2 separate regions of the Homo sapiens genome follow, and region 2 is linked to region 1. The links are chromatin loops, found by intact Hi-C in ENCODE. Cell type or tissue: ascending aorta. All regions are shown on one strand.

Region 1 (4,000 bases):
CCTGAAACTCCTAGGCTCAAGAGATCCTCCCGCTTTGGCCTCCCAAAGTGCTAGGATTACACGAAAGAGCCACCGCGCCCGGCCTGACCCAAATATTGATAAAGATGAACACCTATCAAGGATAGAAACTCCTCAGATCAAAAATAAGAAACCTGACCGGGCGCGGTGGCTCACGCCTGTAATCCCAGCACTTTGGGCGGCCGAGGCGGACGGATCACGAAGTCAAGAAATCAAGACCATCCTGGCCAACATGGTGAAACCCCGTCTCTGCTAAAAACACAAAAATTAGCTGGGCGTGGTGGCGGGTGTCTGTAGTCCCAGCTACTCGGCAGGCTGAAGGAGAATCGGTTGAACGCGGGAGGCGGAGGTTGCACTGAGCCGAGATCGCGCCACTGCACTCCAGCCTAGCGACAGAGCGAGACTCCGTCTCAAAAAAAAAAAAAAAAAAAAAAAGAAACCTTCAAGAACATGACAACTGCAACATATCTGCTTCATTATGCTAGAAGTGTTAAGTTTGTGTCTCAATACTACATACATACAAAAAAAGCATGTTTAGCCCAAACACCATTACCGCACAAGAGCAAGATTAGAATAAAAGTAATATGAACAGCTCTAAAAGTACTCTCTCTCCCATACCCACTCCTAACTGCATTACAGAATGGTAATGTCTTCAGGAACAGCCACGTTCTTTAAATTTTGCAAGCTGTGACTATAGAAACAGCTTTCCTCTTTCAAAAATTGTAATTTCAGTCATAAAAATATAGACCAAAAAAAGCAAACTGCACAGGTGTCAAGTTTGCAAAAAGCAATTGAAAACGCAGACCAACGGGACAGCCAAAAAGTTGCAGACTTAAGTGTGCTGGGGGGTAGAGGAGAAAAGCAATGAAAATAAAAAATAAAGAAAAAGAAAAAAAAAGCTCTAACAAAAGCAATATGCTAAAAGAGTAAGAGGGGGAGAGAAACTTATTTTAAAGCGACTGCGAGAGTCTCCCGACCTGGCTGCTGCGGAAAGAACAAGGCCGCCCAGGCGGGCCACGGACGGAGGAAAAGAGCGAATCCACTGGCAGCTCGCGCAGTAGGAACCGCAGCCCCGGAGGAGCGCGGCTGAACGGAGGGCCGGGGTGGGGAGGGGAACGCCGCGGAGCCTGCCCCGAGCCCCCAGCCGCCCTCAACCTCAGGCCAGTAGGAGCCCGGGGAGAGGGAGGAGGAGATGCGCAGTTCCGGCCGCCCGCACCCTGCGCACCTCGGTACCCAATCGCCGCCGCCGCCGCCTCTTCCTCCTCCTCGCCCTCGTCGTCGTCGTCTTCGTCGTACAAGTTGTCGGCCAGCGGTGGCTCCCGAGATGGGCCCTGCAGGCCCGGCCCATTGTCTCCTTCCCCAGCCGCCGCAGTCGCCTGGGCCTCTTGCTCCCCGCCTGCCGCCGCCGCCTCTGCCTCCGCCTCCCGCCACAGCGCCGCCGCCGCCGCACCCGGGCAGCCCCTGGCCGCCGCCGGCACCTCACGCTCTGGGGCCGCCCCACCGGGCTCGCCCGGGCTCCGCTCGAGGCCGGGACCATCTCTCCGCGGCCTCTTGCGGAGCGGCTCCCCGGCGGGGGACGACGCGGCCTCCCTGTCGGCCCCCGCCGCCGAGGGGGAGCCGCCGGGCTGAAGGGCGAGGGCCGCCTCGTCCGCCATCTTCCAACTGCCTCTCTGGCCCTCCTCCCTCGCCTCCTCTGCTCCCGCTCGACGCGCGGCACTGGCGCCCCCGCGGCTCCGGCTGCGGGAGATTTAAACCCCATCACGTGACCCGCCCCATCGCCGCCCCCGCCCTCTCGGCGCTCCCGCCACCCACGCGGGCCAGACCACAACACTACGGGTCACGTGGCGGGCGGAGGCTGTTGCGTCTACCGCTCCGCCTGGGCTGGAAGCGCACTCGGCCCCGGCGGCCGGCGGCCCTTCCTCTTTGTGGCGAGCGTGTAGTGCAGCCAAATTCGCCCCTCGGCCGCTTTCTCAACTTCTCTTTCAAACTGACCTCAAATCACTACCGCCGGAACAGCTCAAGTTTTGGTCCGCCCTGGGAATTTCCACGTCTTCCTGAAGTGTACACCTGGCCTGCCTTAGCCTTGTCTATATTTAGCTAAGGGTTAAAACACAGCTGAAGCTGGCTAAGACTTAGCTCCCTGAAATACGTTGGATAGTCGTTCTGTTTTGTTAATAAGTAGGAAGAGAGGCAAAAGGAGGCGGCTCCTTTCCCACTCTCCTCACACCGTTCTGACAGCTCCTCTTTTGCTCCTTTTTCTGCTCCTTGCTTTTCTCCTTAGTCGGTTGCTTTTTTCCCCTCTCTCCCATCACTTGTAGGGTGGTATACATTGTAAAATCCTTGAAGGCATATGTCCTCCTGGGAAGACCTTTGACGTGGAGGTTTGGAGATCAGCCGATCTACTTTCTGGCCCCAGCTTGGCTTCAAACGTGTGTGAATTCCCTCCTCCGGGCCTCAGTTTTCTCACGTGCAGAATGGGTTTGTTGGGTCAGTATGAGAGCATGGGAAGGAAATGACTTGGCCTCCATGCACATCTGCCCTTGGTTAAAATTTGGAGTCCTTCCTTTCTAGCGTGAGCTATCTAGCCGTTTCTAAACTTAATTTTTCTCATGTCTTAAATGGTAATAAGTATTTTAAAACGTCATAGATTTAAATGAGATAACCAGATGTAAAACGAGGGGTACCTAGTAGTTCAAAAGGCTTAGTGGAAAGCCCTTCCACTTTCCTCTCTCCCTGAAATTCTGGCACACTGTGACTCCATATCTAATCTTAACTAAGGACCCATATAACCCATGGTAGATCTAGAGCCAGTGTTTGTTATGGCATCTGCCTGGAGCACAGCGTTTCTATCTGTTTAAAGGACCTCTACGAGTTTATGGTACACTGTCCCTTAAGCCTAGTATGGGTTCTGGCCATACTGCATCAATTACCTGCGTGACTTTAGGCAACCAACTTAAAGCTGTTTCTTCATCCTTAAAATAAAAAATAAAAAGCTGGAAATATATCGCTAAGGTCCTATCTACATCCAAAAGTCTTATTTCATCTGGTCACCACTATTCATTTCTGAAAGTAATCATCTCCAGTCCTAGAAGCCTTAAAACCATCTTTGGTTGCGTGGGGGTCAAGGGGAGGGAGAGCATTAGGACAAATAGCTAATGCATGCGGGACTTAAAACCTGGCTGGGCGCGGTGGCTGCTGCCTGTAATCCCAGCACTTTGGGAGGCCGAGGCGGACAGATCACCTGAAGTCGGAAGTTCGAGACCAGCCTGACCAACATGGAGAAACCCCGTCTCTACTAAAAATACAAAATTAGCCGGGCGTGGTGGCACATGCCTGTAATCCCAGCTACTCAGAAGGCTGAGGCAGGAGAATCGCTTGAACCCAGCAGGCAGAGGTTGCGGTGAGCCGAGATCGCACCATTGCACACCAGCCTGGGCAGCAAGAGCGAAACTCCGTCTCAAAAAAAAATATAAATAAAACCTAGATGAGGGGTTGATTGGTGCAGCAAACCACCATGGCTCACCTATAAGTATGTAACAAACCTACACATTCTGCACCTGTATCCTGGAACTTAAATTAAAAAAAAAATCTTTGAAGCGTTCCTTCATACCAATCCCTCTGAAATCCATCTGACCAATCAATGACCAAATCCTGTTGTCCTTCCTTTCTTGCTACACTCCTCCCAATTCCTGACTAGGCACCACACTCCTAGTGGTTGACATACTTGGTCCTCCCCACTTTCTGTCTTACACTACAAAATATTTCATAAATTGACTCTCAGCTACGTTGGTGGAATGCAATATATGAAATGTTGAGAGTCAGTATCCCAATAAAACAGAAACAAAATTCCCAGCTTTTTTGAGAAAAAGATGTCTGTAAGCTTATGAGCATCCTGTTGTTCATTAATTCATTTATATTTATAGTATATTATTGACACGTGAAGTTTATGAACTACAAGAAATGCTATGTGATCAATATTATT
Region 2 (4,000 bases), 120 kb after region 1:
TTCCTGTTCCATCTGAGAATTTCCTATGCCCAGATTTCTTTGTTCTTTCTTTCTTTTTTAAAAAATGGTGACAAGTGATTATTTATTTGAAAAAATTTCTTGAAACAGTAAGATATGATTTCACGAAGCTACCTTTACAGCTTGGAGAGTACCATTTAGAAATAAAATTGATCATTAATTTGCCTTTTTGATGGAATGTTTTAATTTATAGTTTTGGATTTTGGATATCTCTTCTTGGATTAACTTTTTTTTTTTTTTTTTTTTTGGGATGGAGTTTCACTCTTGTTGCCCAAGCTGGAGTGCAGTGGCACGATCTCGGCTCACCGCAACCTCCGCCTCCCGGTTCAAGCGATTCCTCTGCCTCAGCCTCCTGAGTAGCTGGGATTGCTGGTCCCTGTCCCCACGCCCAGCTAGTTTTCATATTTTTAGTAGAAATGGGGTTTTCACCATGGGGCCAGGCTGGTCTCGAACTCCTGACCTCAGGTGATCCACCCGCCTTGGCCTCCCAAAGTGCTGGGATTACAGGCATGAGCCACTGCGCCCGGCCAGTATTGACATTTTACTATAGTGTCAAGTATTTTTTTAAAATTTTTAAATGGAAACACGTAAGTTATACACTATTTCATTCTCTTGGACACAGGAACGGTATTAATCTCCCAGGTTTTTTGAGACAAATCCCTATGAGTTTAAGCCGCTAGAATTGGATTTGCTGTTATTTGCAGCTGAATGTAATCCTGACTGATAAAGGAAAGGTGACCAGTTAGGAAACTAATGCAGCTGCTTGTAAGTGACTTAAATGGGGGCAGAAAGGGAGGGGATTGGGCAGAGAGGATGGATTGAAAATGTAAATGTGGTGAGTGTGTGTGTTCAGCCAAGTCTCAAATAGGATGGGGCTGTGTGCGTGGAATCCACGTAGATACCACAGAAAACTATCCCTAGCCTTGAGGTATCAGGTATGTCCATAAGAGCACCTGGGAAACATGGGGTGGGAGAGATATGGTGAAAGTGGGTTAAAGGTAGCAGACAGGGGATGTGTAGGGTCCCAAAGACTAACCTCACAATTTTCTTATTTAAAACATAATACTGGGTCCATGTACAAATTTTAGAAAACCCAGTTAAGGAAAAAATTATTTAAGAAAATAAAAATCTTCCCAAATCACACCACCCAGGGATAATAATCCCTGCTAACACTTTGGTGTATTTCTTTCCAGCCTCCATTCATTCTCCATCTCTCTCTTTCTCTCCCATTCTTCCCACATAGATGGGTATATACATGAGTTGCTTAACAAAAATATGATCATAGTATGATGTGCTGTTTTTTGATCTGTCCTTTTTGCATTTGGCAATGCATTGGGAAGGCCCTCACACATCATTAACATCATTTTTTTTTTTTTTTTTTTTTTGAGACGGAGTCTCGCTCTGTGGCCCAGGTGGAAGTGCAGTGGCGCAATCTCGGCTCACTGCAAGCTCCGCCTCCCGGGTTCACGCCATTCTCCTGCCTCAGCCTCCTGAGTAGCTGGGACTACAGGCGCCCGCCATCACGCCCGGCTAATTTTTTTGTATTTTTAGTAGAGACGGGGTTTCACCGTGTTAGCCAGGATGGTCTCGATCTCATGACCTCGTGATCCGCCCGCCTCGGCCTCCCAAAGTGCTGGGATTACAAGCGTGAGCCACCGCGCCCGGCCATTAACATCATTTTAATGCTTACATGCATAGTGTTCCATTATGTGGATGTATCTAAGATGCTTTATAAGTAGAACTTTAAAATTGCTTTTATTATTTCCCATTTCATACCACTTTTGGATGTGGTCTGGAAACCGTCGGAAGTGATTCTGGGATGGAAGGGAAGGTGGCATAGCTTTTTCTTAGTTTTAGTGAGCTGATAGCTTGCTCAGGCTGTGATAGCCCGAAAACTTGCGTCAATATTTATATTCATTTTATTTCTATTTTGCCACCTTGCTCTTCTCATGGAGCACGAAGAGTTACCTTGCCTTTTAGGACAGTGGAAGGATTTTCCTCTTGGTGTAAACAGTACATGTTTGCAGCACTGACATTTATTCGCTTTTCTACAGCGTATAAAACCACTCCGTAGGCGCGCCATTTAGCTGACAGGCATTGAAAATACAGAGAAGAGTAAAAGTTTTCATTTGAAGGTGTTTATTTAAAAAAATAGAAAAAATAAGAGCACCCGCTTCCGCAGCGAGCAGGGTTCGAACCTGCGCGGGGAGACCCCATTGGATTTCAAGTCCAACGCCTTAACCACTCGGCCATCGCTGCCACGAGAATATTCGACAGGCGGAGACACTTTAGTGTAACAACCACTGCGCTCATGCCAGGCCCGCGAAAGGGCGGAGCGCGCACCCTCTGAGCTCCGCTCCGTGCGAAGCGGCGGGGCTGAGGGCTCAGGGTGCGGCAACTACAGGGTAGACGCGAAGAAATAATAGAAACCACCCTAAATAGAGGTACATTCAGAACTTAGAAACTCTCCCCTTCGCTGTGCTCCGAAAATCGCAACCTTGCCTGGCTTCTGGTCGCTGACCTGGTTTTCGCCCTCGCGCTTATTAGGTCTACGAGAGGGCCGTGAAACAAAAAGATCTGTTCTGTTACGTGCTGCGAGCCCGCGCTCCCGAAAATTTGGCATTTCTGCGAGAGAAGCGTCTTCCGCGGCGTTTCCCGCCAAGACTGGGGGCGTCGCCTTCAGAACACTTTCTTCTGTGCATTGAGGCAGGAAGTGTGAGGTGTCGGGATGCTGCCTGTGGGCTCGTCCCTTCCCCCCCCCCGCCCGCCCCCTCGGGCTTCTGCCCAAGCAGCCGTCTCCCATTTTTTAAATCCCCAGTGATCCCTTCATTGCCGAGCTCAACTGGGAGATGTCAGGCTGCAAGTGTGCTCTCTGCTCTCTCAGGAGAGGGGTGGCCGCGGACGTGGTCTGAGAACCAAGTTCTGCGCATTAGTCTGCATTCAATACCTTTAAATGCCATTAATGCCTTCTGGTGTTCTGTGTGGCTTCTGCCCTAGGTGCTTTACCCGCGTTATTTCGTTAAAGCCCTGAGAACCGAGGTCTGTTCTGTCTTAGCCCACCTGACGGCACTGAGGCCTGGGGTTGTGCCGCGGGTGGGCCTGGCTGATCCCAGAGCGCATGCGCAGCCCTTGTCACGTAGCGCCACAGAAGCGCCAACTTCTGTCGATGGGCAATTTGAGAAAAGTAACAGAAGGCCTTTTACTAGTTGAAGTTTCTAGGAGTGTTCATGGAAACCCCACTGCCCTTCTCATAATGGTACATTTCATAATAAGGCAGGAAGGCAACTCGACCTTTGGAAGCCTCTATGTTGTGACTCCACTTGATAAGGTGTGTAACTTTTCTTGAGACCTTCCATACCATTTCTCGAAACCAAATTATGGTGCTGAGTGTCTACACCCATTTAATTGTGGAAGAGAGCAGAATATTTGAGACTTGTAAGGATAAATTTTGTCTGAGATTGTTCTTTTAGGAATTTTTTTTTTTTTTTAAATTTTGGCAGAGCTACAGGAGGGATCCCATTTTCTCTATGAATACTGCATGGGAACAAAGTAATTCCCGACATTGCCAGGCATGAATTTTATCGTAAACACAAAATTCACTTGCACTTTTTCCAATAGATATTGTCCAAGAACTACATTTTTGTTTTTTAAATCTTGTCCTTAGATTGTACCTACGTAGCAGGACTAGCTGCAGACAAAATTCCTTAGACACCCAGTTAAAGAAGGAAGGGCTTTATTTGGCTGGGAGCATCGGCAAGACTTAACGTCTGAAAAACCGAGCTCCCCGAGTAAGCAATTCCTGTCCCACTTAAGGGCTTACAACTCTAAGGGGGTCCGCGTGAGAGGGTCGTGATCAATTGGGCAAGCAGGGAGTACGTGACTGGGGGCTGCATGCACCGGTAATTAGAATGGAACAGAATAGGATAGTGCTTTTCTATACAATGTCCCTAATCTGTAGATAACATAACTGATTAGGTCAGGG

What was found. Hi-C counts contacts between places; a loop is a spot of excess contacts. Peaks named below come from ENCODE experiments on the same cell type or tissue, not always from the same donor. Only the 100,000 strongest peaks of a DNase experiment are listed, where the experiment ranks them.
Region 2: a loop joins it to region 1, with 2.7 times the contacts of the local background. A loop is called at or near these places in 7 of 110 quality-filtered maps.

The regions. Positions count from the first base shown.
Region 1 is chr10:67,882,395-67,886,394 of GRCh38, reverse strand. It overlaps SIRT1 (sirtuin 1), which reads right to left and starts at 1,739. Exons shown (of 9, transcript NM_012238.5): 1 at 1,244-1,739. The coding sequence starts at 1,673. RefSeq lists silencers at 1,034-1,153, 950-1,244, 1,679-1,863, 1,364-1,903, promoters at 1,671-1,846, 1,673-1,884, 1,672-2,703, 1,674-4,000 and enhancers at 1,984-2,143, 2,164-2,223. In ascending aorta, no CTCF peak of the experiment used is centred here; DNase peaks (open chromatin) are centred at 1,314, 1,804 and 2,384; H3K4me3 peaks cover 2,610 bases; H3K27ac peaks cover 2,104 bases.
Region 2 is chr10:67,762,780-67,766,779 of GRCh38, reverse strand. It overlaps TRS-TGA1-1 (tRNA-Ser (anticodon TGA) 1-1), which reads right to left and starts at 2,277; the gene lies at 2,196-2,277. It also overlaps a transcript of CTNNA3 not described here. RefSeq lists enhancers at 2,380-2,629, 2,733-2,902, 3,015-3,309 and a cis regulatory region at 2,817. In ascending aorta, no CTCF peak of the experiment used is centred here; DNase peaks (open chromatin) are centred at 1,685, 2,289, 2,609 and 3,119; H3K4me3 peaks cover 2,301 bases; H3K27ac peaks cover 1,949 bases.